Regions from separate parts of the Mus musculus genome. Here all the other regions are linked to region 3. Evidence: chromatin loops called from intact Hi-C (ENCODE). Cell type or tissue: heart. All regions are shown on one strand. Region 1 overlaps Pakap (paralemmin A kinase anchor protein). Region 2 overlaps Pakap (paralemmin A kinase anchor protein). Region 3 overlaps Pakap (paralemmin A kinase anchor protein). Region 4 overlaps Pakap (paralemmin A kinase anchor protein).

The links. A loop is a pair of places that touch in the nucleus more often than their neighbours do. Peaks named below come from ENCODE experiments on the same cell type or tissue, not always from the same donor. Only the 100,000 strongest peaks of a DNase experiment are listed, where the experiment ranks them.
Region 1: a loop joins it to region 3, with 7 times the contacts of the local background. A loop is called at or near these places in 28 of 42 quality-filtered maps.
Region 2: it touches region 3 in a loop (2.2-fold over the local background); 11 of 42 quality-filtered maps call a loop at or near these places.
Region 4: it touches region 3 in a loop (5-fold over the local background); 5 of 42 quality-filtered maps call a loop at or near these places.

Annotation. Positions count from the first base shown.
Region 1 is chr4:57,778,711-57,786,710 of GRCm38, reverse strand. The region is part of intron 7 of Pakap (paralemmin A kinase anchor protein); the gene reads right to left. Among named protein-coding and RNA genes, the nearest start is that of Gm35099, 27 kb to the right of the region's middle. In heart, a CTCF peak has its summit at 4,454; DNase peaks (open chromatin) are centred at 2,640, 3,480, 4,500 and 5,580; H3K4me3 peaks cover 2,447 bases; H3K27ac peaks cover 1,842 bases.
Region 2 is chr4:57,718,972-57,726,971 of GRCm38, reverse strand. All of the region lies in intron 6 of Pakap (paralemmin A kinase anchor protein), which reads right to left. Among named protein-coding and RNA genes, the nearest start is that of Gm35099, 33 kb to the left of the region's middle. In heart, CTCF peaks have their summits at 3,115 (motif pointing left) and 7,406 (motif pointing right); no DNase peak of the experiment used is centred here.
Region 3 is chr4:57,669,196-57,677,195 of GRCm38, reverse strand. The region is part of intron 4 of Pakap (paralemmin A kinase anchor protein); the gene reads right to left. Among named protein-coding and RNA genes, the nearest start is that of Gm52699, 51 kb to the right of the region's middle. In heart, CTCF peaks have their summits at 3,526, 3,733 (motif pointing left) and 5,920 (motif pointing left); DNase peaks (open chromatin) are centred at 1,605, 3,465, 3,725, 6,245 and 1 weaker place; H3K4me3 peaks cover 372 bases; H3K27ac peaks cover 4,003 bases.
Region 4 is chr4:57,844,206-57,852,205 of GRCm38, reverse strand. All of the region lies in intron 7 of Pakap (paralemmin A kinase anchor protein), which reads right to left. Among named protein-coding and RNA genes, the nearest start is that of Gm26138, 29 kb to the left of the region's middle. RefSeq lists an enhancer at 4,439-6,645. In heart, CTCF peaks have their summits at 2,466 and 4,920; DNase peaks (open chromatin) are centred at 5,135 and 7,045; H3K4me3 peaks cover 3,144 bases; H3K27ac peaks cover 4,160 bases.

The DNA of each region.
Region 1 (8,000 bases), 110 kb before region 3:
TTACATTCTCTTCATTAAGGTACTGCAAGACAATCCATGCGAACATCACACTGCAAAACTGTCCACAGTCGACTACAAAGCGGACATTATCTAGGCTTCTCAGGTTTTCCCTAAAACATTTTTACTCCAACTCCCATTTAAAATTGTCACCGTATGGAATGATGATCTCTTGGCCTTAGTCACTGGAGTTACTTCCCTGAGTCTCCTGTGGTCCTTTGGAAAAGAGAGCACCATCTGCATATCAATCCATCGATCGCACTGTGGGTCAGTGAGTGAACTTAAAGCCAAGATTTCAAGATTTGTGGCTACTCAAAGTGAAAGTAAAGATGTGTAAGAAAGGGTGACACATACGTGACACATTCATGACACATGTGTGACACACTACAGTTTCCATGACAAGAGACTTTTGTTTTTTGTTTATTCTATCTTATTTTATTTTCTTTGCGTGTGGGAAGGGGACTTGCAAGGGTGGGGCGGGGAGATGTGGATACAAAGGGAAGGGGTGATGAGTGGGATGAGGGTGCACAGTATGAAATTCACACAAAAAAATCAATAAAAAGATTAAGAAAGAAAGAGAGAGAGAAAGGAAGAGAGAGAAAGAGGGAAAGGAAGGAAGGAAGGAAGAGAGAGAGAGAAAGGAAGGAAGGAAGGAAGGAAGGAAGGAAGGAAGAGAGAAAGAGAGAGAGAGTGAGAGAGAGTGAGTGTCAGAGTCAATGCAGAGCCAGCACCAGGACAGTGACTTGAAGAGTAAGTGGGAGAGGAGGGGACAAGACGCCAGACAAAGCACACACCACCAAGTGAAAAGGACAGGCACCAGAGGCAGGCACCGGGCTCAGAAAATCTCCACAGTCATCTTCTCTATCAGTGCAAACGAGGGAAGTGAATGAGAGACAGGACAGTTACTGGCACCTTAAAAAACAATAAAACAAAACAAAACAAAAAATTCTGTAATGCCAGGACTCCAGTGACCCAGGGAAGGCTTCCAAGATTCTATCTCAAAATTCTAAAATAAAACAAAATCACTCTTCATGTATAAAAGACAATTCGGTTGTTAATCTTTATGCTAGTGGCTAGGTTTTCATTCATTCATTCATTCATTAAAAATAATAACAAAATAAAATACAATAAGATAAAACAAAGACTACCACATTGAAGTTGGACAACATAAACCAACAGAGGGAAAAGAGCCCAAAAGAAGGCACAGGTATCAGACCCACTTGCTGACACATTCAAGAATCTCATAAAAACATTGAACTACGTATAAGCGCATGGGCCCTGGTGCAGGCCCGGTGCATGCTGCTTCAGTCTTTGGGCGTTCCTACGAGCTTTGCTCGTGTTAATTTAGAGGGCTCTACATTCTTGATGTCCTCCATCCTCTCTGGAGACATTACACTCTTTCTCTCTCCTCTTTCTTCGAGTTCCCTATCTCTGAGGGAAGGAATTTGGTAGAGACATCCCATTTAGGGCTGAGTGTTCCAAGATTTCACTCTCTGCTTAATGTCTGGCTGAGGGTCATTGTATCTGCTCCCATCTGCTGCAGAAGGAAGCATCTTTGTAGACTGCTGAGCAATAAACTATGAGCACACAGGATGTCGTTAGGCATCTTTTTTAAAAACCCTCTCTTTCTTGCTTGCTTTCGCTTTATAGAAAATCTGCCTTTGGGTGTTGGGTTTGTAAGCATAAACAAAACATTTCCTATCAAAACTTACTAAAATTGTTGAACTCCATACATACATTAAGCAGTCTCTTCCAAGTACCAGTGGCTGGCACAGAACCCATCCAGTTATCTAATCACATCGGTGACTCTTGTTTTTCACATCAAAGAAACAGTCATTCTAGGAGCCGACTGGGGTCACAGCATCAGTTCTGCTAACATTGTAATATGTGGAAATGTATTTCAAGCAAGGAACCAGACAGCAAACAGCAATGCTCCTGTTCCAACTATTAAAAATCTCTTAACCCAACCTTCATCCAAATTCAATTTCACCTTTATTTAAACTTCTCATTACCCTAGTAAGCAGAGGTGACTAATGACAACTGTGATAGAAATCTGGGCCATGAGTATTTTAAGAGCCCATTAATTTTCATTTTAAAAAATGTGTGGTTGGCGACTTTTTGAGACAGGGTCTCTCTCTCTGTCGCCCTGGCTGACCTGAGACTCACTATGTAAAGCAGGCTGCCCTCATCCTCACAGAAATCTATCTACTTCTGAGTGTTGTCATTAAAGGCATACGCCCCGCCCCCCTCCCCAAGATAGGGTCAATTCTGTAGCTCAGGCTGACCTGGAACTCAAAGTCCTTTGGCAAGCCTCCTGTTTCTGCTTCTACTATACTGAGAGGACAGGCCTGAGCCAGTATTCCCTACAAAAGCCCACTGACTCTATGAGGATAGCACACAACATCAGCAACAACTAGAAGGTCCACAGTGCTAATGGGTTAGCCCTATAATAAAATATTGAATGTTAGAGAAATACAACAACCAGCCCGGGTCATTTGATCAGTAAGTTAAGACAGCCTGCTTCACCTTACTCACTGGAGATCCTCGGGCTACTGGGTCAGAACAAACCACTTATGAAAGTTAAATGAATTCTGACAACACCACTCCGCACTCCGCAGGCAGAAAACACCGCCAACTGTCATGCCAGAGCTATGAGATAATGGGGATTTCAAAATGTTTGTCCTACTCAAAGACCAGCCAAGCTGTTCGTGATTGCACCTCAGCATCCCAGAAACCAGACAGAACTCCATGGTGCAGAACTCTGACTGGGGCAGAGATGGAGACCTAGACAGGTGCTCCTGGGCCACGGCTAACTCGGGGTGGGAGTGGGGACATGTTCCACAGGACTCTTGAGGTTCCCCCTTCCAAGGGAGAGGATTCTCATTTTCTCTCTCTCTCTCCCTCCCTCCCCCCCCCCTCTTTTAAAGAAAAGGATCAAAAACAGAGTGGAGAGCAAGCAGTAGAATCAGAACATGAACATCTGTGTTAAAAGTAATCAATTCCTTCCCATAATACTATAAAATCTAGTTGGTCAAAACCGGGAATGCCGCCAGACTTAGAGAAAGAAAGGATGTTTGGTTAAAATGGAAATGCTGCCAGGAAGGCAAGAGTGATGCTTAAGTGAATTCAGAGCAAAGGCAAGCCGGTTCCCCAGGCGTGTTGATGGCAGGTGCATAGCATATATATCTCTTCAGCCTCCAGGCGCCTGTGAGCACGCGCTGAGACAAAAAGAGCTTCCAGAGAGAAGTAAAACTTGTTCATGGACTCAAAAGATACAATACGGCACATAAAATCAATTTTTCAAAGGCAAACGCCAGTAGTAAATTTGCTGGATTATAGCCACTGGGCTTGGAATGGACACGGGGGAAGGTGCTGATTTGTCAAAGTCCCCAGTATGCAATCTCTGGGGACAAACGCTACCGGGTCTGAGGAGAGAACCCACTGTCATCCTTTTCACACATGCTTGGGATGATGGATTGTCGGGCCTAGTGAGTAGTAGTGTGTTCATCTGTGCTGTGTAGCTCGGCGACCCAGCTGCTAGCCCAGCCCGGTTGGCTCATCACTGGCTGCTCCGACCCTCACCCGCTCTCATCCGGCCACCTGCGCCACTGCTCTCCAGTGAGGGTTCCCGTTCTCACGGGCTTCGTTTCGGTCTCTTCTAATCCACTGGCTTTCTCTAGAATTTCCCAGGGCTGCCAGAGTCTCTCCGCTCTTATCTTTGCCAGCGTGCCTCCTCTACGGACTTTAAAGGTGGCACTTTCCTCTGCGACCTGCTCCTAAAATTCCCCTCAAAGTATTCGCAGATTCTCAACCGGGCTTCACTGGAGATGAAACCCCAGTTCGAACTCCTCAATGCCGAGCCTCAGGACAGACGATCCTGCTCACCTCGAGCCCCCACCCTCCAACCTTCCTGACCTTCAGAACCGTTGCTTCCTCCATCAGCTAAGAAGTTCAGCAGCCTAGACTCCAGTCCAAAAGTGCTCCGGCTGAGCACCCTAGGCCTCAGTTTCCTTGCAAAGCTATAGACTTCTAAAGATGCCGCCAGCACTGCCACCCCAGCAGGCAGGAGTTTTTGGCTAACTGACCTCGGTGGCTTCGTCTACCTCTACTGGCTCTTTTGCACAGCCACATTTGATTTCACCGTTTTTCCTGTATATCTCGGCGGAAGGTGGGGCTGTTTATTTTTTAAAGCATATGTAAGTATTGAATAAGCCCGGCCATGCCCTAAACCTAAAAAATTCAAAGGCATAAGGACCTTTCTAGCTCGAATAGCTTCCCAGACAGGATCCACTAGACACAGACTTGAAGACCCTCACAATCCACCTTTTCCCAGTGCCGGAGAGCGCTCTAGCCCGAGTTCCGAACCGCCACGCCCCAACTTGAACACCCACCTCTAGGCGCCAGTTCCGAGGGCGCAGTACTCCGGCTCCGCTCCAGCGTGGTGCGGCTGCCGCCTGCTGCTCCCAACGTCCAGGGAAAGGCGCGGCACAGCCCCAACCTGGGGCCAGCGCATCTGCCAAGAGCAGCAGCCTCTGGGCTCGCCTGGCACCCGGGAGCCCCGCCCACCCATCCGGGCCCGCCCCACTCCAGGCCGGTGGTCCGCCCTCCGTTTTCATTGCTCCTCCCCATCCACCCATACCTCCTCTTGGTAGCTGGAACAGAACATGAGCCCTAAGAAATGGTGAATGAATGCATGTATGTATGTATGCCTGCATGAATGAATGGAGAAACCGAAGTGATGGGAGAGGTGGCAAGAGAATGTTTCCTAACTGGGGAGGGCGCCGCGTGTCTGAGTTAGTGCATGGGTGGGTGTCTGTGAAGGCGTTGCCGCATGTATATACATATATATATATATATATACATATATATATATATATATATATATATATATATATATATATATATATATATGTGTGTGTGTGTGTGTGTGTGTGTGTGTGTGTGTGTGTGTGTGTGTGTATGTGTATGAGTGCGTGTGGAAGTATGTGTGGGAGAAAGCCCTGACTGGCCCTTGGTTAGAGCGAACATAGAGGGATTGGCTGGGAAGTGTTTCTTAGCTATAATAAGAGTTTAATGTGGTCCAAAGGCTGAGATGCAGGTAGAGAGATATTCTGGAAAATCTTTGGTTTGTACATCTTTCAGGCTGCTGTGGCTGTGCAGCGGTCGGTCGGTGGCTTCTGGTGTCAAAGCGTGTCTGTTAACAATGCCAGAGTTGGGGAAGGGAGCAGCTGAGGCTCAGGGTTTGACTCCATTAGGCAGGTGGCCAGCCATCCCTCATTTCAGAGAGGTCTGAAATTTCAGTCTGTCGTCCCCTCCCCCGCGATGAATATTTAAATAATGTTAATGACCTTTGGAAAACCGAGCAGTCTAGAAGTCCTTAGAGAGGACACCAATATACCCATAAATGGCCCAGACAGAAAACAGCATTTTCAAAAAGCAAGCTATTGTGCGTCTTACTCAGCTTTAGGGCAAGTTTTCTGCAGAGGAAAAATCACATCAAGCGGAGTCAGATTCAGCTGTTCACCAGGGAAGCGCTTTCCCGGTGATCCACAACCTCCCAAGTCTGACTCCTTTATAGTCCCTGGGGCTTTTCCAGTTCGCCCTAGCCATCCCCTCCTCCGCCCACAATCACAAGGCCCGGGGCTCAACTTCTTAAAATCTGTTTGAATGACAAACACAGCGGGAGAAAAGTCCAAGTCCCAGCCGGATTTCATTTCCCTAACTTCCTTTGTATTGGAAATCTGGGACCTCCCCAGGTTAGGGAAGTGAAATCAGACTGGGATTTCCCTAAAAGCGTCTTCACTTACGGGCCAGGGAACCAGACCACCTCTGAGAAGGGCTTTCTCCTGCTTGAACACTTCCCCAACGCTGACTTGGGGAAGCCCGTAAAGTCTTCCAGGGAGAATTGGATAGGTTACTTCTCCGTTGCCGATGAACAGAGCCAATTTAAACCAGATTAGATTATATTAAAGTCAGGATTAATGGGAAGCTGCTCTTGACTGGTCTCAAGGACCAAGGCCAGGGAAGTCACCATGGGGGAAGGGAGGATAGTGGAGGGAGAGAGAAGGGGGTAGAGAAGAGGAGAGACTAAAACATCTGGATTATATAGGGAAGAGCCTCTGGGGGAAGAGCAGCCCAGCCCCTGGACTGGAAAGTTCAGGGTTGGGGGCAGGGTATGCCCGTTAGGGACTGAGGGATGCTGGGAGAACCTGGAAGCCAGGTCTGCCTTGGTATGTAAAATATAAAAATATTTCAGTCCCTTGTCCCCGGGGTCTGAAACCAAACAGACTTTCCTGACTCTCATTCTGCCTTTCCCTTAGCATTTAGAGATTGTCTAGTATGCCGTTTTGTTTTGCTTTGCTTTGCTTTGCTTTGCTTTGCTTTGCTTTGCTTTGCTTTGCTTTGCTTTGCTTTGCTTTGCTTTGCTTTGCTTTGCTTTGCTTGGGCTCTTTTGAGACAGACTCCTCTTGCTCTATAGTCCTGGCTGGTCTGAAGAGGCCACTGCGCCTGCCTTTCACCATTGGTTTTTTCGTATTTTTAGATACTATTAGATTTCAGTAGTATTTATTATTGGCTAGCATCAACTTACCTCCCTTGCTGTCTTCTTTCCCTCTTCCTTCACCTCCCTCCTTTCTTCTTTCTCCCTCCCTAGTCTATAATCTCAGCCCTTGAGAGCCAAAGGCAGAGACCCTGCTATCACTTAGACATCAACTTGGAGAGTTCTGGGCTATCCTGGGCTATAATCTGGTGTGTTCTGAGCTAACCTGAGCTACAGTGTGAGATCTTCTCTCAAAAAAGAAAAGAATGCTGGGCAGTGGTGGCGCATGCCTCTAATCCCAGCACTTGGGAGGCAGAGGCAGGCAGATTTCTGAGTTCGAGGCCAGCCTGGTCTACAGAGTGAGTTCCAGCACAGCCAGGGCTACACGGAGAAACTCTGTCTTGGGAAAGAGAGAGAGAAGAGAAGAGAAGAGAAGAGAGGGGAGGGGAGGGGAGGGGAGGGGAGGGGAGGGGAGGGGAGGGGAGGGGAGGGGAGGGGAGGGGAGGGGAGGGGAGGGGAGGGGAGGGAAGGGAAGGGAAGGGAAAGGAAAGAAAGGGAAGGGAAAGGAAGGGAAGAGAAGGAAAACAGAAAAAGAAAAAGAAAGACATTGGGTGCCCTACATCCCGAACTATTTTGAATACATCAGTATCACATGAGAATGCTCCCTGCAAGAAGTATGCTTGGGGAGGTATTTATTTCACAGCCCACAGACTAGACAAAGAAGGCCTCCAAAATCAAAGCAGAGGTGATGTTCTATACAGACCCCAACTTGGCAAGTATTTCATCATCTCCCTCTCCTCGTACATGCCTAAACTAGAGTAAGCATAAAAGTTACTAAGGAAATTTGTTTCATTACTGAGCAGTGGTGGCCCACACCTTAAATCTCAGCATTTGTGAGGCTGAGGGAAGAGATTGGTCTGTGAGTTCTGGTCTACAGAGTGAGTTCCAGGATAGTCAAGGCTACAGCTACACAGAGAAACCCTGTCTCAAAGAGAGAGAGATTGAGATTTGCTTCATCATTAGAATTGAGTTAAATGATGAATTATTTATTTTCCAAAGCAATGTCCATGTTCTATTTAATTTTCAAGTTTATAGCATTCTATAGAAAAAAAAAAACAAAAAAAAAAAAACAAAAAACAAAAACAAAAAACCAAAAAACTAAAATGCTAGTAACATTGCCAGGATAAAACTTGTTCAATACACGCTGATATTATATTAGAAAACTTTTATGTTACTTTTCAAAATATTGAAGCAGTAACCATGCTTAAACTTATTTTTGGTATTATTTAATGTGTGTATGTGAGCACCCCCCCCCATAAGTCTCTGTCCCGAGATCTGATGCATGGTGCAATCTTTTTGTAGCATACCTTGGCTAAGCTGAGCATTTTACAACTAGCTCCTAGATGTGTTTTAGCAGCCTTTTAGTGAAAATAAACAGCTCCCACTCCCATGGATGAAACAACCT
Region 2 (8,000 bases), 50 kb before region 3:
ACATGTGTTCGGTCTCACAGGCTGCCGATAGAGTAAGAGATGAGATCAACCTCAGTGATAGGAGGATTTCTGGTGGGTAGATAAAAGCCAGCATTCCTCAGGAACTTGTGAAGCCAGTTCCCCTATCTCTGGCTAAAGCCACCTATGGCCACCTATGGTGCCCATCAGCATATCAAAGCTGGCCTCTACTCCTTCAATACTATATGTGCCTGTTATACATTTCAAAGTTCATGATAGCATCCTAGACCTTTCCTCTTCCCAGCTCCTCCTCCTCCTTATAAACAGGACCCCTCCTCCCTTGCTATTCTCTTGCACTCTCTGTATGCTCCGATAGTCCGTCCCTGTCACTATGTTCTAGTCTCTATCTCTCACTATCCTGCTGTCTTCACCATTCCCTCCCACTCTCTCCCTTCCCTAGCCCTGGCCATGTCCAGTCTGTTTCTCTCTCTCTCTGTCTCTCTTTCTGTCTCTGTCTCTGTCTCTGTCTCTCTCTCTGCTCTGGCATTTTCCTCCGGATATTTTCTTCCTATCTTATTCACAATAAAACTTTACCCCAAGAGTGGAGTAACCACTCAGCAGTTTCTTTCCTGCACCCCTTCATATACAACACGCATCCGTGCATATCTGTCTATGCACAATTATGCTGTGTTTGTGCATGCTCACGGTGTCGAGGGTGTGCAGGGAAGAACTGTCAGGCCAGAGGTCCTTGCATTTGACAGCACTGTGGTGGCTTTCTGTCACTGTCTTCTCTGAGCTTACACGTCCCTGCTGATGCCATGCTCCACAGAACTGAAACCACAGCATGAGCTAAGACACACCATGAAAAGCAGAGGACTGTGTCATGCCACTGAAAGAGGTCCTGAGATAGACAATTGATGGCTAGCTGGCTTGCGCTATACCTGACAAGTCAGCCTTTCTGGTTCCCAGCAGACTACTGGGAATAAAGAAGCCAAGGAAAGGGCTTCTTGGTCAGCCCTGAGAATCACATGAGACTCCCGAGGGCTCCCTCCCTAATTTCTTTGTGCTGATTGTGGGGTTGGGAGCCAGTTATGACTGGTAGATGCTGGAGTAGGTGAAAGGTGGATATCTTTACACCCCATGAAAGGTGCAATCAGACCTCTCAACTAGCCAGAAGAGTGGGGACTTTTGTCTTGGGGAATTCCTGCCTCCCTCCTTGCTGCTGCTGTGGTTTGGAGTCCCCAGGGAAAGCCCCTGAGAGTTGTGGTTGCTTCAGGTTAGGCTGTAACCAGGAAAAGAGAGAGCTGCACCCAAGGAGACAATGCAGCACACGATGGCCACTATCAATTTTCATTTTCTCTTCAACTCCTGGTTTTAGTTTCTCTTTACTGCAAGTTGAGAGGTTTTCCCTGGCTATTAGGCCTCCCATAGCTGCTGATCCTGCAAGGGACTGAGGCTGCAGGACAGGACAGGCCCTGACTGCTCTGGTGTCTTCCAAACAAGTCCAAAGCCAAGGCTTTGTGGATTCTGGGGGCTGAGTCTACTTATCATCATCCTGTTCCCTGGGAGAAGTGCCCAACAGGTGAGTTCTGGGGAGGTATGCAGAGTCCCAGATTTCTTCATCAGACTCCAGATTCTCAGACCTAAAACCTTTATTACCCATCAGTCTCTCATCCATCCATCCATCCACCCACCCACACAACAAATATTTATTGGGTCCATTTTGTGTACCAAGCACTGTGCTGGGCACAGAGCTTCCTGAAGAGAAAGAGGTCCCCCCAAGACCGCCACCCTCCCCCCCGTAGTTGAAAAGTCCATCTCATCTAGTAGGGACCATCAGATATTCATACAGCCTATTGAAGCAAAGATCCACTTGGCTTCTGTGACATCTCAAGCCACATACTTAAATATAAGTCTAGTAGAGGAGTCCACAGCTTTTTGTCCCTGTTACAGCTTTCTCAAGCTCCTTTTAAGGGGCTCAAAGAGTCTTCTACTTTTTTTTTTTACACTTCTTTCTTCAGTAAAGCATCCAGATGCTTTACCCTTGCCCCTGGGTAGCCCTGAGGACGGCGTCATAGCATGAAGAAGAGACAGAAAGATTCGGTGAGAGGCTAGATAAGGCTTCAAGCTTGGCTTTCTCCCTGGAAAGCTTCTCCTGGAACCCAGCTGTTGAGCCACAAATAGCCCCCTTGCCACAGGAGGATGCTGTGGGTGGAGTAGGTAGGTAAGTGTCGTAACTGACAGCCCCATCTGAGGTTCCACGGGACAGCCAGACCTGAGAGTAGTGAAACCTTTACAGTGTTATACACTCAGCTGAGAATATATCTTGGGAGAAATCCCGAGCATTAGCTGTATAGAGACTGTGAGTGATGTCAGAACAGCCATGCTGGCAAGCAGGAGCAGTCCTCAGCACCCACAGGGCATTCCCAGGACCCCTGAGGGTACCGAATTCACTGAGGCTCAAATCCCTCCTATACATAGCATGGAGTTTGCATATAACCTCCACACATCCTCCTGTATACTTTATACAGTGCAATCACTATGACATGCTACGTGCATCACTTTCATGCTATGCGTATAGTGGTTAGTCTTTAGGGAGTGATGAGCAAAAGTCATTGGTCCATACTCAGAACAGATGCATTTCCTCCCAGGTATTTTCAGTCCAACTTGGGTGATTGTATCCACAGCTGAGGAGCTCACAAGCACAGAGAGCAGATTGCAACTGTGTGTGCTTTAAGTCACCATGTGTGGGCAATTTGCACTATAGCCCAGGATAACAGATAACAGCACTAGGTCCCAGTGCCTTTGCTGCTTGAGCATGGGCCAATGGCCAAGCAGTCTTAGGCCTCCTGGAAGGCTGTGAGAGCTACAGACTTTCAACCTACCTGGGGCCAGCCCACCCAGATCCTGCGTTTGAACAAGAATCCCAAAGACTTCCCGTGGTGATCCAAGTTTGGGAATATATACTGCCCCCCAACTAGGTATCTTATTTTCTCTCTCTCTCTCTCTCTCTCTCTCTCTCTCTCTCTCTCTCTCTCTCTCTCTCAATTCAGGGCTGGAGAAACAGCCCAGATGTTAAGAAAACTGCATTCTCTTCCATTCTCAGCCCCACAAGGCAGCTCAACTTCTGTTCAGGAGAACTGACTCCCTCTTCTGGCCTGCGAAGGCATGTACACGGTGCACAGATGCACTTGCAGTCAAGGTATATATATCTATACACACACACACACACACACACACATACACACACACACATACATACATACATACATACATACATATGTGTATGGATATGTATGGATATGTATATATACACACATACATATACACATATATAATAAATAAACACATAAATAAAATTTAAAAAATAAAAATAATACAAACACACAAAATAAGGTAATGCAAATCAGCATACCAGCCTTGCTCCCCACCCCCAGATTTAACAGATTGAAAACAGCAAGCATAGCTTCTGGGTTGAACATTGTCTTAATTTCTCTTCCTGTTGCTATGACAAAATTCTCCCACAAAAGCAATTTAAGGGAGAGAGATCTGCTCCACTATGGAGGGGAAGCCAGTGCGGTCAGAGCTAGAAGATCTGGTCCTACGACATCCACAGCCAAGCAGTGGGGGCAATACACGATCATGTTCTGGTGGCTGCCTCCATTTATACCACCAAGAATCCTCTGCTCAGGGAATGGTCTTGCCCATAGTCAACATCATTCCTGCCACATCAGTTATTGTCATCCCCCACATACATGACCCGAGAGGCCCATTTCTCAGGCAACTCTAGATTCAGTCAGGCTTGGCAATTGATATTAACATTCACAGACACTATGCTAAGTTCTTTTCAAATAAAACTCATTTAACCTCCCTGGCAGCCTAAAGAGAGAAGCTATCATACCATATATTAAGAACGAGCAAACTGAGGACGGACAGCTGCATTCCCCACACAAATTCTTGCAAGTTCACAAGCAACAGTGGCGGTATCTCTGTGAGGGACCCATCTCCAGGCTAAGGCTGTCCTGCATCCAGTCTGGACAATATTCCACCGTGTGGACATAGCATGCTTTGTTATGCTATCTGTTGATGAATAAGAGAGGGTTGTTTTGTTTTTTTTTTTTTGTCATCTTTTGACTATTTGGAAGAATACTGCAATGAACAATATACAAGTAATCTACTCAAATTCCTCCTTATAATCATATTGTTATTGTTATTGCTGTGGTTGTTGTTGCATTGTTTTTGTTGTTTTGAGAGACATCTCCTGTAGTCCAGCCAGCATTCAACAAATGCCTGCCCCCTGGACATGTGGGTCTCACCTGGTTAGATTTAATTTTTCAAGAGAAGATAAAAATATGGGAATGGATGGTTGCAAAGGAAAACCAAACCGAACCAAGACCCTCTGTAGGTCTACTCAGTATGTCCCAGGTCTGCCCTTGAACTTGCAGGTTGTCACTCATTCCCAGAGGAATGATCTGATCATCCATAGCCTGGCCTCCAGCCACTTCCTCAGTCCCTTCAGAGTCCTTGGGTCCACCCCCAGCAGACTACTGAAGATAGTCCAAGCTCAGGCTGCAGTCCCTCCTCCCGTCTGGAAGGTTGTCCCATGAATGCGCCACCACACTTTACATAAAATACTCTTCACAGAAGTCAGGCAATGCAGGTACTGTTTCCATATTACAGATGAGAAACAGGCTTGCTGAGCTGAAATCAATCACCCGAGGGCGCCCGACCGGCTAATGCTCTGCTTTGGACTTCATTCCCAAAGCCTAAGCCCACACCTTCCCTTTACTGGGAGAGCAGAAAGGACTGAACCTGGAATATTTCTGCCTAGCCCACACATTTCTAGGTGCTGTTTCCAGTACCAGATACCAGGCATACCAGGCAGACTTACCTTAATAAGCTTAATAAATTAATATCACAATACATAATATAATATATAGTCAATAATTCAGGCTGCCCCACACACCAATTAAACCAGGAATGTTGGGATAGGGCCCTCATTATTATTGATTTTTAAAAAAAGTTTATACTTTCTGCTACGTCAAAAGCAAGAAGAAAAAAAATCCCAAAACAGATTTCTAGGGCATGGTGCTTCCTGGGAGAATTCTCCAACTCTTTAAAGTGATCACCCTCTAGATGATGGTCCTGAGAGCTGAGGGCCACTGTAGTGGATTTGGAGGCAGGGCCTTTAAGATGTGATTGGTTAGGAGGTGAAGGTGGATCAAGTCTTTTCTCAAAGAAGTGCGTTCTTGCTCCCCAGGGACTGTATTTGTTGGGGAGCGAGTGGGCTGTTATCCAGGAAGAGGATGGCCATCTCATTTGTCTCTCTGGGTGTACCTGCTTGTCCTTTTGACTCCTGTCATATTATGACAGCATTAGTTCTGGCAGCCATGGAATTTCCAGCTTCCGGACTGTAAACTAAATACGTTTCTGTTCTTTGCAAAGTATCCAGTCTTGAGTATTTTGTTATAGCCACAGAAAGTAAACTAAGATAGGAGAGGCTGGGTCTCAGGTGGAAAATGGACTCATTTGTTAGAGATAGTAAAGGACAGAGGGGAAGGGAGGGGAGGGGAGGGGAGGAGAGGGGAGGGGAGGAGAGGGGAGGGGAGGGGAGGGGAGGGGAGGGGAAGAGAGGGGAGGGGAGGGGGGAGAGGTCAGAGACAACCAAGTAAGAAGTGCTGCCTTTTCCACTCAGCTTCCCCTTTTCTTGTGATCAGCCAGGTGGCAGTTCACACTCTCTTCATGAGTTCTCTGAGCTTGCCCCAGGGAGAAGACACCCAGAAGAAGGTGAACATTTTTTACTTTGGAACCATGGACCCCAGAGAGGCCCCACAGGCATGCTTTCTGCCCCATCCCCACTTCCTCTACTCTCTGAAAGCTTACATCTGGCCATCCGTTTGATTTAAGTAACACAGCAGGAGTCAATCAACTTGGATTCTGTGGGTAAAAAAAGTGCTTATGCCCGAGATGGCTCTGTGGCTGAACAGATGTTACTGTTATTTGCTTCAGCAGTCCAGATCTTGCTGGAGCATCTGAGCGCGCTGCTGACGAGCTCAACTTATTTGTTAAGAAAGAACCAGCATGACTGACAGGCGCCTGGCTCAGCAGGCAGAACATGAAATCACTCTAAGCTGTGCTACGACCTCAGCTGTCTCTGCTCTTCCTGCCGCTTTGAGCAAGTTATTTGGTATTTCTCACTCTGATCTTTGAAATGAGGAATTTGGCCTTTACTTTTTAAAAGTCTAAGCAGGCAAGAAGTGTCCCATTAGGTTTTAGGCAGGTGGCTGGCATTATGGAACACTGACACACATGCCAAGGGGACAGTGGACGTCTTGACTCTCTTTTGTCTGATGATGGTAGAGACAGAGCAATAATTATGACCATATTTTCTACTGTATTTCCCTCCTTTTTCTTTTTAACACAACATCTGCTCTCAGGTGACTTCATTTACTACAGTCATCTGGAAATTACCAATGTTCGTTTAAATTTATTTTGAGTTCCTTTTATGGCATGTGAACTATTTAAGATAGTGTACTAAAATTAACCCTTGAGTAAGTTTATATGGACTGAACTATAAAACAATACCACACATGCGCTGGCATGTGCACAAGGTAAAAATAATTGACATGATACACCAAAGTGCCAAATTTTGGGGGGAGGTTGGGGGACACTAAGTAGAGGTGTATCTGCTCTTGGAGATGGACATTAGCATTTCAGGGAAAGCAAAATATCTAGTTCCCTTGTGTGACATTAGCTCTTTACATATAGACAGTTCATATTGACTGCAGAATGGTCCTCACCCTGAGGACATCCTCTACCTGACTGACCAAAGGACCCTGCTCTGAAAAGAATAGTTCAGCTGCTGAAGAAATGTTTCCGCAGGTAAAGGTGCCTGCTGCCAAGCCTAAGGACCCAAGTTCAATCCCCAAGACCCAAGTGGGAGAAGGAGAGAACTGACTGTGTACCCATCCCCGCCCCAAATAAATAAATAAATGAACATAATAAAACATCCACAAAGTGTACACATCTGTGCCCCGTGTTTTCAGTACCCCATGAGGCGGTCATGAAAAGGAAAATTGGAAATACTATCATCACTTTTACATTTGAGTAGCCTTTGGTTAAAACTGAAACAAACCCTGGACTGGGTCATGTTTTGATGGCAAGCCAATCAACGCTTCACCAATTCTCCAGGCTGCCAGTCTTTGATGCTGATTCTTACTGTCAGTAAGACAAAGACATGAGCATTAAGAAATATCACTGCCTTGCAAGAAACACAATAAAGGAGTACAAAGTAAAAGCAGGGGAGCAGTTACATTTAAACTCCAATGCAGGTGAACTTTGCAACCCGACTTCTAAGGAGTAGGTAAGACTAACTTGATGTTATCCTGTTTCTCTTTAGGTAAGGAAGTGTTGCAGAGACACCTCCCAGCCTACAGAGGGCACTGTTATTACTGACCATTTCCTTGAGTGTTCAAAGGTCCAACTAACTGGTGCCATTTTGTCTTGTCTTGAAAGAATGGCCCTGTTTTCCCAATCTTTTTGCATCCAATTTCATAACAATCCTTACACCAGTTCTATGGCAGAGAGCCTTCTGTTGTAAGAAGTAGAGGACTGGATGTGGCATTTGTCACCTAGAATTCCCAATCAGTGCTATGTGGGGAGGGTACTTATAATACCTTAACAGCAGTGATGTCAGCCCCACAGGGCTCACTCTCCCAAGGGGAATGCCTCGTTAACCTCTGAAGGTCCCCTGCTACAGTTACACTTCACCTGGATTGCCCTTGATAGTGGGAACCCCCCCCCCCCCCACACACACACACAGAATAGAAAGGCTGAGTTGTGCTATTTGGAATTGCTATGGTCAACATTACTTATCGACAAAAATGACAATTTCAGGCAATTCACACATTACAAAAGCAGTCCTAGACTTGAGGAAGAGCTAAGTAGCTTCCTCTTGGGGCTAATCCTGAAACAGTTTATATTCTTTATGTTAGGGAGGAGCAGGGCCTCTGCTGGGGGATGGGACAGACACTTGTCACAAG
Region 3 (8,000 bases):
CAGACAGCTTCATCCACAACTTCTATAAACACCCACAGTGGAGAAGACTATCATATCTTAACCTGCGGTCTGCATTAGGAGTCCTGCTTGGGGCAACAAGCCATGCTTTCAAGGCTTGAATGGAGAGATGGCTCAGTGGTTAAGAGCACTGACTGCTCTTCCAGAGGCCCTGAGTTCAATTCCCAGCAACCACATGGTGGCTCACAACCATCTGTAATGGGATCTGATGTCCTTTTCTGGTGTGTGTGAAGACAGCTACAGTGTACTCACAAAAATAAAACAAATAAATCTAAAAATAACAAAAAAGAATTATATTTTGAAAAGACCGATTCAGGGCTGGAGAGATGGCTCAGTGGTTGGGAGCACTGGCTGTTCTTCCAGAGGGACCCAGATTCAATTCTCTGTACCCACCTAGTGGCTCACAATCATCTTGAATGCCAATTTCAAAGGATCCTTGTCTGGTCTCTGTGGGCACACACACACACACACACACACACACAGCATCCATTCATACACACTCATTTAAATAAAAACAATTTAAAATAAAGATTAAAAAAAGACTTTGACTCTTTCATTGAAAGAAATATGATTATTTAGTGCCCCACAAAAGTGGTGGTAAAAAACAGCTAATGTTCTCTGAATATTTATCATGAGCTAGACCGTATAGGATGGATACACATGGTGCAGTGTTTTACCATTATAACCCACACCTGCCTGAGGCTGAGATTGAGGCTGGCAGAGGCTAAACTGCTATGCGCCGCCATCCATAAGACCTAGAGCTGGGTTTGTTGGAGCCTGGAAAATCAACCTCCACTCAATGTAATCCCATTTCCTAAGAAGAAGTGGAGCATTCCTGTTGTAAAGATCTACATGACTTCCTCACTTTGGGATAGAAGTGGGTCTTTCCAATTCTTTAAAGACACAGAACTGTGCTGGTTGAAGGGGAGAGCTAATTGGAACCTCTGCCCACACCATCTCCTGCCTCCGCTTGGCTGTTCATTGGAGCACAAGTAGATTTGGGTACAACTCCACCTTGGAAGCATGAACAGTGTGGTGCTATGGCTCCACAGTGCATGGAAGAGTGTTCGTCCACAGCCAGAGTTCACATTGCACTGCTGAAAGATGCTTTGAGCAAGGAGCCCTTTCTTCCTGTGTCCATGGGCACCATGGGGTTCCATGAGTCACCCAACCTGCTGCCCAATAAACAGGGCCTCTGCCATTTGATACCCTAGAAGGGAGGATGTCGACCCTTCAAAAAGCATAGAGGACATTGTACCTGCGACAGAGACTCAGAAAGTGGTTAGAGTTGGGGGTGGGGGAAGGAGATAGGAGGGTTAGGTAAATCCAAACAGACCTTTCCGAAGGAAACTTAGTCAGAGCTTTTGGGTGTTCCTAACCATGTTTTCCGTGCTTGACATCACTAGGTGACAGCCCTTTTTCAGTGGAGAAGTTTGTCTCTCTGCTGGGACAATTCCAAAGTTATTCTAAGAGTTCCTGCACGGTGCAGATCAAGCCAATCAGGAAGCTCCTCCGAATGGGCTCAGCCCAGCGGGCTGTTTCCCTGCTCCAACACTTCCTGGCATTGTTCTCCGGCTTATTCTCAGAGGTGAAACTCTGGGCCCCGCCCCTTGCTCGCGGAAGCTGCGGGCTTGTGGCCCAGCTGTGGCCCAGCTGTGGGTGACCCCGTACGAGGCTCAGGGACCAGACACCAGGCAAGGGGGGCGGGGGGGAAGCCTGTAATGAAACGAGTTCCTAGCCCGGGTGAGCAAAGCAGAAATGATAACAGGCAAAGTGCCTGAAAAGCAGGAGGCTCTGGGATCCTGAGAGACGATTCTGGAAGAGTCAGCATCATTCATTAATGTTTACCGAGTGACTGCGGAGGTTGGGGGTAGGAATTGCTGCGGGGTCTCCACATAAGAGAACCCCATCCTCTGATGAGGAAGGCGGCTTTAACGGTTGTGACATAGCACTTAGCAGAGCTATAAAATCCCAGTTATGGAATGTTGGACGCTATGTCTCAGTTAGGGTTTCTGCTGCTGTGATAAAACTCCAGGACAAAAAAAAAAAAAAAAAACAGCTCGGGGAAGAAAGGGTTTACTTTAGTTTACACTTCCAGTTGCTAGTACACTGTTGAGGGAAGTCAGGGCAGGAGCTCAAGCAGGGTAAGGCTGGATTCAGGAACTCAAGCAGAAGCCATGGAAGACCACTGTTTACTGGCTTGCTTCTTTCTCATGCATGGCTCACTCAGCCTGCCTTCTTATAGCACCCAGGACCACCAGCCATGATTCCACATTGATCTGGCCCCTCCTACATTATTCATCAAGCAAGAAATGCATATGGGAGAGAACCCACAGGCCAGCCTGATCAGGGCATTTCTTAATTGAGGGTCCTTCTTCCAAAATGTCAGCTTGTGTCAAGTTGACATGAAACGAGGCAGGACATGCTTTAGCTACCCAAACAAGGACAGGACAGAATTTCACAATCTTGATGCCTAGAGTAAGATCTTACGGGAGGAGAAAAATCACCGAGGCACAGATGTGTTTAGGAGTCCTGGCAGCCAATGAAGAGTGAAGGCGCAAGTGGGAATGAGAATCTCAGAAGGGGTGAACTACATCCAGCTTTCAGAACAGGAACAGGAAGTGACGGGGTGGGGGTGGGGTTAAGGGAAGGAGGTTGATCCTGAAAGGCAAGTCGTGGCGGTGGGAGCTGCAGAGAGCTCAGCAGTTAAGAGTGAGGATTCAAGTTCAGATCCAAGCACCCAAGTTAGAAGGCTCACAAACACTTGGAACTCCAGCTTCAAAGAATCCCACACCCTTTCTTGGCCTCTGTTGGCTCCTGCGCACACATGTCCACAAGCACTCACACAGACACATATATACATACATGTAAACTTTAAAAAAAAATTAAAAGAAGTGATTGGATCGACTATGTTCTAGAAAGACTGTGCGGAACCAAATGTGGTATGAGCCATAGTGGAAAACAAATAGTTTTATTTGCTGTCGTTATAATGGCATTGGTGACTTCCTAACCAAATGCTGTGCGCTACAGTGGCCCACAGGCTGGGGGGGTGGGGGGGGGGCAGAAGAGATTAAGCATCATTCAACTGTGAGACTGTGCCTAAAAATGAATGGGGTTGCCCAGTGTCTAGAATTTGTGTGTGTTCAGCAAGACCTTGGCTTTCTCCCTTCTCAGCCCACCTCCCTGTCAGACTAGTTCCTACAGCAGCTGGGCTGCCCGAGACCCACAGGGCTCCTCTTCCTGAGAAAGGGGAGGAAATTCGACAGCAGGTAGTCCTTCCTCCACTGGAGATCTAAGGTTAAGTGTGAGTCAAGGAACATCAAGCCTGTAACTTAAAAATCTCCCAAGGACTGAAATTGTCTCTACTCCACAAGTTCTCACTACAGGGACAATAAGCACCCGCTAAGATGCTTCTCAACGCCCTCATCCGGCCAGAGCAGGAAACACCTGGAGGAACAGTCTGCAAACACAGGCTTGTCTTCCAGTGATCCCAGGCACCCGACAATGAACCCTGGGAGGGCTATAGACACATCTCAGCCCAGCACTGCTGGCCTCTTTGGAGCCTCTCTGACATTTCTTTGTCAGTCTACCCCCTCACAGATACAACAGAAACATTCTATCTTTAAAATGCCAGTGAGAAGGTCCTATGGCGCTTTTTGCTGCGGCTTAGGGTTTTGAGGTAGAAGCAGCTTCGCCCTGGCTCAGGCTCATGTGTGCCCCCTAGTGGCTGGATCATGTAAAGGCTCAGGGATGGACTGGGTTTCAGTGAGGATGGCTGGTCTGCATCCTAGGCGGTCTCTTAAGTCAGCTGAGCTGACCACTATCTTACCATATTTATTATGGTGTTTTGAAACAGCTATTATGACGAAAATGCTATTCTGAGAAAGGTTTGGATTTCTGGAACTTTCAGTCCACATGTAAGATTAAGATTTCCCTTACATCAGGAACTCCCCAATGGAAACTTCCAGATGCAAAATGATTCATGTGTAGGGATCAAAGCCAGAGAATGGCACTCCTTAAGCCAAATTAGAGTTTTTGTAACACGTGAGTTCAGAGCCAAAGAAAAACAATGCCGTTTAAGATTTCTCCTGTACTGTGCAAGACATGTAGCTCAGTGGCAGAAACACTTCCCCTTTGTTTGCGAGAGCCCCACTTCCATTCCAGAACTGGAAAAATCAAAACAAAATGATTTAGCGACAGATTTAAGCTTTTAAGCAAAACCTTCTGACAGAGAGACAACCTGATAGACCATTTGAAATTCAAGAACTGGAAAGCGAGACATAGACTGAAAAGTCTTTTATTTATTTATTTTTAAAAATTTCAGACTGAAAAAACTTTTCCAGGAATGCTTGAATTTCAGTTTTGGTTTTGCAGAGTCTCGTGTAGGCTGGTGTGGCCTTGCATTCACAATGTTCTGAGGGGGCCTTGACCTTCCGATGCTCTTGTGTCCACAGACCTAGTGCTGGTATTGTAGGCATCACCACTACTCCTGACTTCTAGGTTTCAGATTTTGGGATACTTGAGCATGGGTAATGGGAGTCCTTGGAGATGGGATGGAAATCTTAGTTACATTCTACATAGGCTTCATTCACATAGCCTGACGCTAATTTTATACACTCAATATTTTAAATCATTTTGCCTATGAAACAAAGGCTCTTGGTGTGGAATTCTCCAACTGTGGTATTATAACACATGAAGCAGTTTCCAGCTTTGGAGCATTTCAGAGTTGGGATCTGGAGGATTAAGAATGCTAAAGCTATAGGGCATAGTGTGCTGAAACTGAACACACTGGTCACGCTTGAGACAGACAGACAGACAGACACACACAGACACACAGACACACACACACACACACACACACACGGGACGGGACGGGGGGAATCTGTGCAGCCTGCTTGTTTTAGGCAGAGGTGTATTAGCTGGGTTCTATTAAATAAGCGGGGTTAGGAGTTCCACTAAGTTAACGTTAAAATTTTTTTGAGGTTTATTTACTTGTAAAATTATATGTGTATAGGTGTTTTGCCTGCATGTATGTCTGTGTGCCACATTCAAGCAGTACTCTCAGAGGCCAACTGAGGATATAGGATTCCCTGGAACTGAAGTTGTACACTGTAAGTCATCATGTGAATTCTAGAAATCTAAGCCATGTTTTTTGGAAGAGCAGCCAGTGCTTATAGCTGCTAAGTCATCGCTCCAGCCCCTAATCTGACATTTAAAAATAGCTCTCTGTCCTTTCCAGACTGAAACACTGGCCAAATACCCACACCTCAGTTTCTCCATCTGTGATATGGTAGCAGTTATAGCTATGAAACTAACAATTATGAGAATAAATGAATTTGTGCTTAAAACACCAAGAATACTGTCTGCTATCGTAAAAGCCCTGTTTAAAGGTTTGTTCTTCTTGTCAATTCTAGTGCTTTAGAAATATTGACAGGTGATTTGCTAAAGGCAGCCTGCACAGCTTTACAGGACAACCCAAAACATACTGGCTAGTAAATGCACATTTACCTTCTTAATCCTGTTATTAATTATTATTAATTACAAGCTTAGTTGTAAGCTTGTGGCCTAGAAGATTCGGGAACATGTGAGGATTCTGATATTAAGCTAGAAAACATAAGTGTCTGTCAATTGAACTCTTACAGGAACACTAAAGCTTGATATTAGCTTTGAGAATGGTGAATGGCAACTGTATACCCATGTTAACATCTACATTTAAAATAGTCAAGCTGGGCTGGGGATGGATCTCAGTGGTAGAATGCTTGCCTAGCATGTAAGAGGTCCTGGGTTCAACTTTCAGAAATTCAAAGATAAAAATAAAATAAATTTTAAAACTAAAAAAAAAAAAAAATTTTTTTTTCAGATTCAATTTCTCCATTCAGGAAAGACTTGGGAGGCCATCTAGTGGTGGACAAAGCCACCCTACAAACTGAGGTGTTTGGGAAATATCTGTCACTTGCAGATTTGGTCATGTGTAGTTACTTGGGAAGACAGAGTTCATTTTATCAAATCAAAATGTTCTCAACCAGACCGCTTTATAAACTTGTCGTCTTTAGATATTGGTGCCTCCTCCCTTCTGTGGTGTGCAGAAAGCTCCAGCAGGGCCACGTGACCCGTGAGCCTGGTTTGTATCAGCAGTAACTGTGAGAGTTGCTGGCTGAGAGCCTCAGAGATTCAAGCCCTGAGAAGTAGAGTCTGGAAGCACGGGAATGATCGTTACTGAGACATGACTTTTACAGGGTACATGTGACAAACAGGAATGCAATAGGCAGCCCAAAAGGTCAGTGAACAGCACAACTCATGGCTCTGTGATCCAAAACAGACAAGCACCTCTCAACACACAAGTCCTTCCTACTACAAATGTCGCCGGTCAGTGCTGATAATGACTTTGCTCTTCATGGCCCTTCTAGCAAGCAGCAGGGTGTGCTCTGCACAGTCCCTATTACTCCATCCTGGTTAAGCATGCTTCTCCCTCCCCCACTCGCCCAGATATGTGCCCGGTACCCTATGTAAGGAACGGCTCTTTCATTTGTATATGTGGCACAGTGATCTCGGCCAAGAGTGACAACTGGTTCATGGGGTCAAACACAAGAAGTTGTCTACAAGAGTCTGAGAGCCTCTGTCATCTCAGAAACCCCAGCACCCAAAACAGAACCACACATGAAGCAGACCTGGGTATCTATGGAGACAAGTGAGAACAGCACCCATGGTTGTGTATGCTCATGTCCCTACATTCTCCTCTCTATACTGTGGAGGGGGGTCTCTATAGGCAGAGTGATTCTTCTTGAACAGCAGTGGTTCCCATTGCAACTTTGGATCTACAGTCTACCAAGGCCCAGGGCACAACTGAAGAATGTTTGAGATTTAGATTTTAGACTCAGATTGACTGTGGGCCCCTGACTGAATGTCGAAGAACTAAGTAAGTTCACAAGTAACCTTACCTTCATAAAAGACCTAACTCAAAACCAACAGTGCCTCTAAAGAAGTCAGTGATAACAGCTCACCTGGCCAAGAACTATCCACAGCTTCCTGGTGTCTCCAGCAACATTACTGCATTAGACTGATGATTTACCGCACAGCCATTGGGGACCCCAGACAGTGTCAACTGACTAACAGATGAGGGATGAGTTGGCTTTGTAATGAAAGGATGTGACTGTTCTCTGTCAAACCTCTCCCATGACTTCTCTGCCTCTGGCCAGAAAGGCACAGAATCATCATTGAATGAGCTCTCTGATGACTATGAAGAGAAAGACCGAAGGACAGCGATGGAGAGGAGGGTCCTGTGTGCTAGATGTTGCTGCTGCTTTTACAAAGTGACTAGATTAAGATTTGAATCAGCAAGTGAGATAGGCAGCGTTGACGCCCTGCTTTGCAGGAGAGTTAAGAAGCTCGCCCAAGGTCGCCAGCAGTTAGCTAGGTTAATTTAACTAGGTGTGCAGCTCTAATCCAACACAAAGGGCTACAAAATGGCCTTGCTTAGCCTTCAGGAACCTTCAAGAAGGAGGAACCTCTCATCCATGCTAGGACTCCATGAGGGAGCATCATATGCTGGGACAAAAAGAAGAAAGGATGAAGGGTGGGGGGAGGGGTAGGGAGGAAGAGGCAGGGCACAGTTGAATTGGTTGAGAGGCTTGAAGGTTCACCTTCACCACAGCAGCTCTAGGCTGCTTCCTTTTGTCTGTTGCTGCCTCTGACTCAGACACAATGACCTCAGGGTGTTTCTAGTGACCGACTTTATTTGTGTTCTGGTGGCCTGGCACAACCATTGTTACAACACTGCCATACTCCATCCTGCTAAATTCAATCTAACTGTAGCTACTTGCCCAGCTGGTTACCTGGCTGCCCTTGGAGTCTCTCCTGACCTTTGCTCCGACTGTAGCACTGAAGCACATTCCTAGCTTCACCAATGGGTTTATTCTAACTGGGAAGCTCTTAATAGTACTGCATGGTCTCTAGGATGAATTCAACCCTCCTCCACTCAGCAC
Region 4 (8,000 bases), 180 kb before region 3:
TCCAGGACAGTCAGGGCTATACAGAGAAACCCTGTCTCAAAACAAAAAAACAAAAACAAAACAAACGAAAAAAGAAAACAAAACAAGCAAAGGGCTTGTGGGTGATTTTTAGCCTGCCAACACAACCCCCCCAGGTAGAGTCTTAATACCATGGTACATAATACCTGCCCTCCCACTGGCTTCCCAGAATAGCCAGCAGCTGGTGAGGATGTCTGCAATTTACTCTGGAATTCTTGGGCAAAGGCAATGTACTATAATGCTGCTGTTTGCTTCTGAAACACATTTAAATTGCATTCCAGAGGCAGACAGCCATCTGGACAGACAGGAGGAGGGAAACTTTAGGAGTAGTCTACTGGGACTCCAAGGATAGCTACTTCCAGCTTCCTTTAACCCCTCCAGACTCCAGAAGCTTTGCTAATTGGCGTAATTAAAATGAGAAATGGGCTTCCATTAGTGAAATTAGTGGCTTTTCTATTAGCATAATGAATGCTAGAAATAGGTGAAGTGGGTGGAAACTCCATCTGTGCATGGAGCCTCCACCTGTGGACTGCAACCTACACCTGTGGACTGGAGCCTCCACCTGTGGACTGGACCCTACACCTGTGGACTGGACCCTACACCTGTGGACTGGAGCCTACACCTGTGGACTGCAGCCTCCACCTGTGGACTGGGGCCTCCACCTGTGGACTGCAGCCTTCACCTGTGGACTGGAACCTCCACCTGTGGACTGCAGCCTACACCTGTGGACTGGAGCCTATATCTGTGGACTGCAGCCTACACCTGTGGACTGCAGCCTACACCTGTGGACTGGAGCCTACACCTGTGGACTGGAGCCTACACCTGTAACTCTTTCATGAGGAGGGTGAGCCCCAGCTTGGTTCCAGTTTGCAGAATCTCAGGGTTGCTATTCTTTGAGGTCTGAGAACTAAAAGTTTATTTTCCAACACTGGGTTCAGAGAACATAGACTGTTTAATGTGGTAACAAAATCCTTCCTATGCAAGGAAATTTAAAATGCATTATGAAAATTGCAAAACGGTTAATGTATAAGTGTAAAAAAAAAGTATATTTTTAAGCAAATTTGCACCAAAGTGCAACTAACCAATATTAACAGCTTTCTTGTGGGAGACTTTCTTGAGAAGAGAATGGCACTGGATCAGTATTTTCAGAGCAAAAGTGGCTAAAGTGACCAATCCAGAAATGTCACATCAAAAGTACTTCTATTCTCCCTACCCTTTCCCACCTCAGAGCCTTTTATGTTTATTTTAGTGTGAAGCTAAACACAGTTGGGAATGTTATTTGTTGCTAAAGCCAGAAGAAGAATTTTATAAAATGCCCTTAAAAATCAAATTCTAGGTGCTGGAGCGATGGCTCAGCAGTTAGGGGCACTTACTGCTCTTGAGACCCCTAGTCCAGGCCCCAGCACCCAAGTGAGGTGGCTCACAATGCCCTGTGAGTCTATCTCTAGGGGACCTGATGCCCTCTTCCTGCCACCATCGGCACCTACACTCACATGCACATATCCACACACTTAAATATACATAATTAATAAAAACAAAATTAATACTCAGCATTTGTGAGCAGAGGCAGGTGGATCTTGGTGAGTTTGGAGCTAGCATGGCCTACGTAGTGAGTTCGAGGACACTCATTACCACATCTGTCTCAAAACAAAAATAACAGAATTATTATTATCATTATTATTTTCAGAAAGGCCAAATCCTAAAGATGCACTAGATTTAGATTTGCTGGGGAGGTAGCTCTGTGGCAGAATACAGCACACAGAAAGCTCCCGGTGGGTGCCTGGTACACAGAAAAGCTGTGCAAGGATCACTCGTATGAGATGCAGCCCACCAGTCCTCAGTACTTACATAGCCGTGGAAATGTCGGCACAAACCAGGCACTACAGCAAGTCTGTCTGTGCTAGGGGCACACTCAGTGCCCGTTCTGTGGGCACACTCAGTGCCACATCCCACTGAATTCGCATCAGCCTTTGGTCCTGACGAGCCTCAGCTATCCCCATGTGAGCTCTCAGCTGACACCCGGAAGACCAAGGCCTCTCTGTTAGAGGTTGGAGGAAAGACAGATTTTACTATTTCATGACTTTGGAATTAAGAGGCTTAGAGAAACAGAGGAGACTTTTCCCCTAAGATCACAACTGGCTAGTCATAAATGTCACCGCTCTTCATTGTATCGCAATGTGTCAGAAGGTCTTCTTCCAAAATATGACAGGAAGCTTCCAGAACAACATGGGAAAGGTCATGAAGAACGGATGGCAGGCTGAGAGAGTGTCTTCCTTTGCCCTTGATCCTTGCTAACTTGAACCTCCTTCGGTCAAATTAGACTCATACTTTAGCCTTAAGTCAGTGTCTTCCTTCCTTATCCAGACTGGGGCGAAGGCAGACTCCCTGGAGAGGTAGCTTCTGCTGCTTCTGCTGCTTCTGCTGCGGAGCACTGTGTGCTGGGCCCTCCAGATGGAGATGCAACACTGCAGTCTGGGCGTCTGCACTTTGGGCTCTAAACTAGAGTCTCTGCCCCTGCTGACAGCTTCCTAAGGATAAGATAACCACAACTCCTACCCATACCACAGTCAACGGCACACAAACGATTCTAGAAGCCTGCCTAGTTCCCATAAAAGATGGTAGCTGACCCTAGACCAGCTGGACCAGTGGATGGCAGCACGCTCTTTCTGTCTGGGCCTGCAGCTGAGCACACCAATCAATACCAGAAGAACTAGAAGTATCTTTCCTCATCAGGTCACACCAGAAAGATGTGCTTCACAACAAGGACAAGAAAAATTGATGATTCTGTTAAAAATGACGAAAAGCCAGATGGGCATCCACACTCATCTTTCTTTGTGCTCTGCTTCTGAGGAGGAGGAGGAGGAGGAGGAAGAGGAGGAGGAGGAGGAGGAGGAGGAGGAGGAAAAGGAGGAGGAGGAGAAGGGAAGGAAAAGGAAGAAGAGGAGGAGGAAGATGTATTTATTTTATGTGTATGAGTGTTTGCCTTCAGTATATATGTGCTCTATGTACATGAAGTGCTGGAAAAGCTTTAAAAAAAAAAAAAAAAAAAGCCTTGGGTGCCCTAGCAATGGACTCAGGGATGGTTGTGAACTCCCATATAGGCTCTGGGTACCAAGCCCAGGTCCTCTGCAAGAGCAACAAGTGCTCTTAACCTCTGAGCCATTTTTCTAGCCCTTTACTCTGCGTCATATGCCCAGAAATAATCGGGCAACTTCAGACCCAGGATGCTGTAAATAATAAAGTCGATCCTGCCATCAAGATAGACGAGATCCTTTCAAAGCCCGGGCCGAAATAAACCTCTCCAGAGAAGGAGGAGGGGTTGGAAAAATGGCTCATTGGTAAGAGTGTATACTGCTCTTTCAGAGAACTTGAGTTGAGTTCCTTGCACCTATGCCAAGAGGCTCATAACTACTTGTAACCCCAGCTCCAGAGAAACCAACACCCTCTTCTGGGCTCCTGGGACATCTGTACTCCCATGCACAAGACCTTCTCCATATACACATGAGTAAAAAATTAAATACTAAAAAAAGAAGGGCTGGAAAGACAGCTAGGCAGTTGAGAACATTGTCATTTTTACAGAGAGGACCTAGTTGGGTCTCCAGCTCACAGACATCTAGAAGTCCAGTTTCAGGGGATACAACACCCTCTTCTGGCTGCAAGGGCTACTACACACACACACACACACAAAACATGCAATACACAAATACACATAAAATGAAAAGAGTACGTCATTTTTTTTAAGGAGTAGTTGTTTAAATTCCAACACTTCACATGTCTGCTCTGTTCATGATGACACCATTTTCTTACTGCCCACAGGTATTTACGTCCCCTCTTGATAAGTGTCTGGCCCGCCATCACCTCCCATGCTCCTAGCCTCAGTGCAGCATGACCCAAATTGATCAAGCCAGGTGTGGGCTGCATGGCCAGGTTTCTCAGTTCTGAATAACCCAGATTACTTCCTGTTGCAGCTACTATAGTTAAATTAGAAATGCTTTTCCCCAGGTAATAGGTGACCTGATCCTTTAATCCAGTTATTTTTAAGTTCCATCAAAAATATGCACTCACTGCTGGCCTAGGATCAGAGGCATGGTTAGAGAATAAAACTTCCTCATAGCTGGGAAATCAAAGGACATCGCTGTCCCTTTTCTTAGCCCTCCCTGGCTTGCATAAGTCACATGTTTAGTAAGCAGGGCACAGTTGCTACATAGCAAAGAACTGGCTCTTCAGGCCATGCGTGGCTACCCTCTAGGATGGTTGTTTCTGGACTCTTTTTAACTTTCTGAACTCAGGTGCCTCCACCACAAAATGTCAATTCAGGCTGACACAACCTGGCTATTGCTGTGGCCTAGGACCCCTTACCAGCGGCATCACCAGCCCTAGAGGAGGCAGACAGACCTTTGAGAGACTGTCTACACAGAGGAAAACAGTGGGGTCTGATGGGGACAGCAGCTGAAGAGCTTAAGTATTATCTCATTAAACTGCTGCCATTCCAGAAGTCAAGCCTGAGACTCCCCCAGGGTGACATATCTTTGCTTGAGGCTTGTTGTCCCCACAGCTCTGAAGGAGGATGGCCAACTCTCCCAAAAAGGGATCTGATAGCTTCAGGGAGATGGGGTCCCCAATCACATGATAAGAACAAGAGGCCCAAGGCAATGGTAATGAGACCTTAGCAACCCCAGGAAGCTTTGCACAGCCTTCTAAGGGCAATGATGCTGGCCTCAAAGAGTTCATAAAGAAAGCTGAGCCCCTGCAAGGTCCCGAGCAGGTAGCTTGCAGCTCCTGCGCCCCAGTGTGTTTGCAGATGGTAGAGTACAGTTTACGCTAGGACTGGGCAGCCCAGTTCACCCTCCCTCGAAGGCACAGAACAGAAATACTGGCTTTCTTTGTTAATTCTACTTCAGGGAAGTACAGCAGAGGGGCCGCATTCCAGGCCTGAATGGCCTTTCCTCTTCCACCTCCCTGCAGAGAGGCTTCCGGCCGGTCCTAGTGTTGACTGTGGGAAACCGAGACAAACCACTCCTGACGGAGGTCAGCTCTTCCAGCTCCCAGCTGAAGGAAGGCAGGCAGCCAGACTACAGACCCCAAACCTTTCTCAGGCAGCTGCAGGCTAAATATAGACCAGGAAAGCTCAAGTCATGGCTTTGACCCCTGAAAGGGGCTGATACTAACAATGCCTGAGCTTCTGTCCTCCCTGAGACATCTTGCCAGGAAACCATCACTGCTTAGAGTGACCTGGGGCGGGGTGGGGCTCGGTTCTTAACATGAAACTCCAACCCTTTGGTGGCAAGGAGTTCCAGCCCCATTGAATAGTCCCAAACTTTTTTTTTTCCCCCTGAGAGCTTCGGTGGGCTTGGCCTGAGCAGAGCATAGTAGGTTTGGTGCGTGCCTCAAGGGGGGCTCTAAGACTGGATAAAAACACTTCTAGAAGGCGTGGACAGGGAACAAAGTCACCTGTGTCTTGGCTCACATTCGAATGAAGAACTTTTAGGGTAAGGGAGTTTCTGGACCACAAGCTTTTCCTGTTAATAACGACCGACCCTTCCACTTCTAGCCAGGCTGGAAGACCAGGCTCACTTTGCCGCGCTGCATATCTGACATCTGGAAAATGTTAAGGTGATGTTTAACACATTTACAGCTGGGGCTTTCTCTGAAAGAAACTGGAGACAGTGTGTGTGTGTGTGTGTGTGTGTGTGTGTGTGTGTGTGTGTGTGTGTGTGTGTGTGTCGAGTGAGGAGGAGTGGGCAGGGCCGAAAGGAAGGAAAGAAGTTGTTGCTTGGCTGAGTCCCTTGCTTAAAAAGCTGCTATTTCTTTCTTTTTCTCCCCTCTCTTCTTTGGAGACAGGGTCTCACTCTGTCTAGCTCAGTCCAGCCTCTAACCTGCTATCTGGCCTCAGCTTATATGTGCTTGGGTGATAGGTGTGCACTTCCTTGCTGAGCTAAGGGTCCCTTCTTTCTGAGAACCTTTGGAGGTTCCCTAGAGGAACACCCGAGACTGGCTGTTAGCTCAAGATTCCCATGAATGAGAGAATAAGGTTCTCTCGAGCCTTCTCACTAAGGCTGCTTGGAAGGAAGTCCCCATACCCTGGAGTAAAGCAAAAGGACTTTCTGAGGAATAAATTCAGCAGGCACAAACAAACCTAATTTAAGTTCTTCCCAACTTCGCTGCAGCTCTCTTGCTCTTAGGTAGTTCCGAACTCTGGGTTCCTGCCTAGCCTAGGGTCATGATGACAGGAAGAAAAGTTGAGACTACAGTGGAACTCAGAGAAAAGAAAACTGTGCCCGGAGTAGGGAAGTCTAACTTTCTGTGCACAGAGATGAGCCTGAGGAGGGTATCCTGACATGCCACGGCACATCCAGGAACAAAGCCCCAAGTCGCCTATTGAATGCCGTGAGCTCCACACCATGGAAACCGTTAGCCCACTGTAGAATTCATCAGGGAGCTCTTTGAACAGATACAAGACAACTAGAGAACAAGTTACCAGAGTCCCTGGGTCCCGCCTAGGCAGCTTTCTGAAGTGCAAAAGGGACATGCAAATTCTCACAGACTCAGACAGTGTCTTTAAGGCATTTTCTGTCACACACGCAGCTTCGGTCTGTATCTGCAGTATTTCCTCTGCCTCTTAGCACCAAGGCTGGGAGCTTGACAAGATTCACAGTAAGAAAAAAAAAAAAAGAGAGCCGTAGTAAGTGCTCAGCTGCCCACCACGCAACAGGAGAGGCCTCCAACTCTCTGCAATAAATCCAGACCCTGACTCCCTCCTCAGAGGAGGCTCTGGCCTTGAGAGAACTTTCTCCTTTCAGAACAGAAAGCAAAGGACCATGAGACCAACTGGTCATCAGATGTGTCTTACCCTACCCAGAGCAAAAGCCCAGTGCACGCACCTCCGGGAGTCCGCAGTCAGAATCGCCTCTTTCTCTAGACAGATTCCAGTGCTCACACTGGCTCAGCCGGGACAAATTCCTTAGGAGTCTCGGGACTGGAGACTGTGATGTCACCGCGGGCCCTCCCTCTGTTCCCTAAAAGGCCATTCACACCAAGAAGGACTTTAGTCCCCTTCAGAGGAGCCTGGCCCCTCCCTAGTCGGCCCAGGATGGGAGGGCAGTTGCTTTCCTGCCTGAGGCAATGCTAGCGGCCTTGGTCAGGCTCCAGGGCTAGGCAGGGAAAGAGCAAGAGCCTTGTAGGTGCCGATGTGACCTGTTATTGGGGCTTCTTTAAAACTCAGATATGGGCTGGCGCTCGCTACTGAGTCTGTAAAAACCTCAAGGATTCTAAACAAATGACTGCCTTTTTTATTCTTTTACACAAGATCTCACTGGGTAATCCTGGCTGGTCCACTATATAGACAAAAGTGGTTTCGAATCAGTGAAATCCCCCTGCCTCTCCTCCCTCAGGTTGAAGTTAAAGATATGTGCCACCTAAAGCTAAACATGGGACATCTGTATAGCAAAACTCAAAGAAAAAAAGAGGTAACAGAAATGAATATTTAATGTAGCTGAGCCCAGACAGTGTATGTATATGCAATGAATGTGTCCTGGTTAGGGTGTCTAGTGCTGCAATAAAATACTATGACCAAAAAAACCCAGCCAACCAACCAACCAAACAAACAAAAAAAAACAACTTGGGGAGGGAAGGGTTTATTACAACTCAAAACTCCATCTCTGGACTGGAGAGGTGGCCCAGTGGTTAAGAGCACCGACTGCTATTCCAGAGGTCCTGAGTTCAATTCCCAGCAACCACATGTTGGCTCACAATCTGTAATGGGACCCAACACCCTCTTCTGGTGTGTCTGAGGGGAGTGACAGTGCACTCACATAAAATAAATAAATAAATCCTTAAAAACAAAAAACAAAAACAAATTCCGTCTCTAAGAAAAGTCAGAGCAAGAACTCAAGACAGGAACCTAAGTTTGGTGTCAAGTTAACAAAAACCAACCAGTATGCAATGTGATAGTCAACTTCTAACGTTCCATGCTATCCCACAAG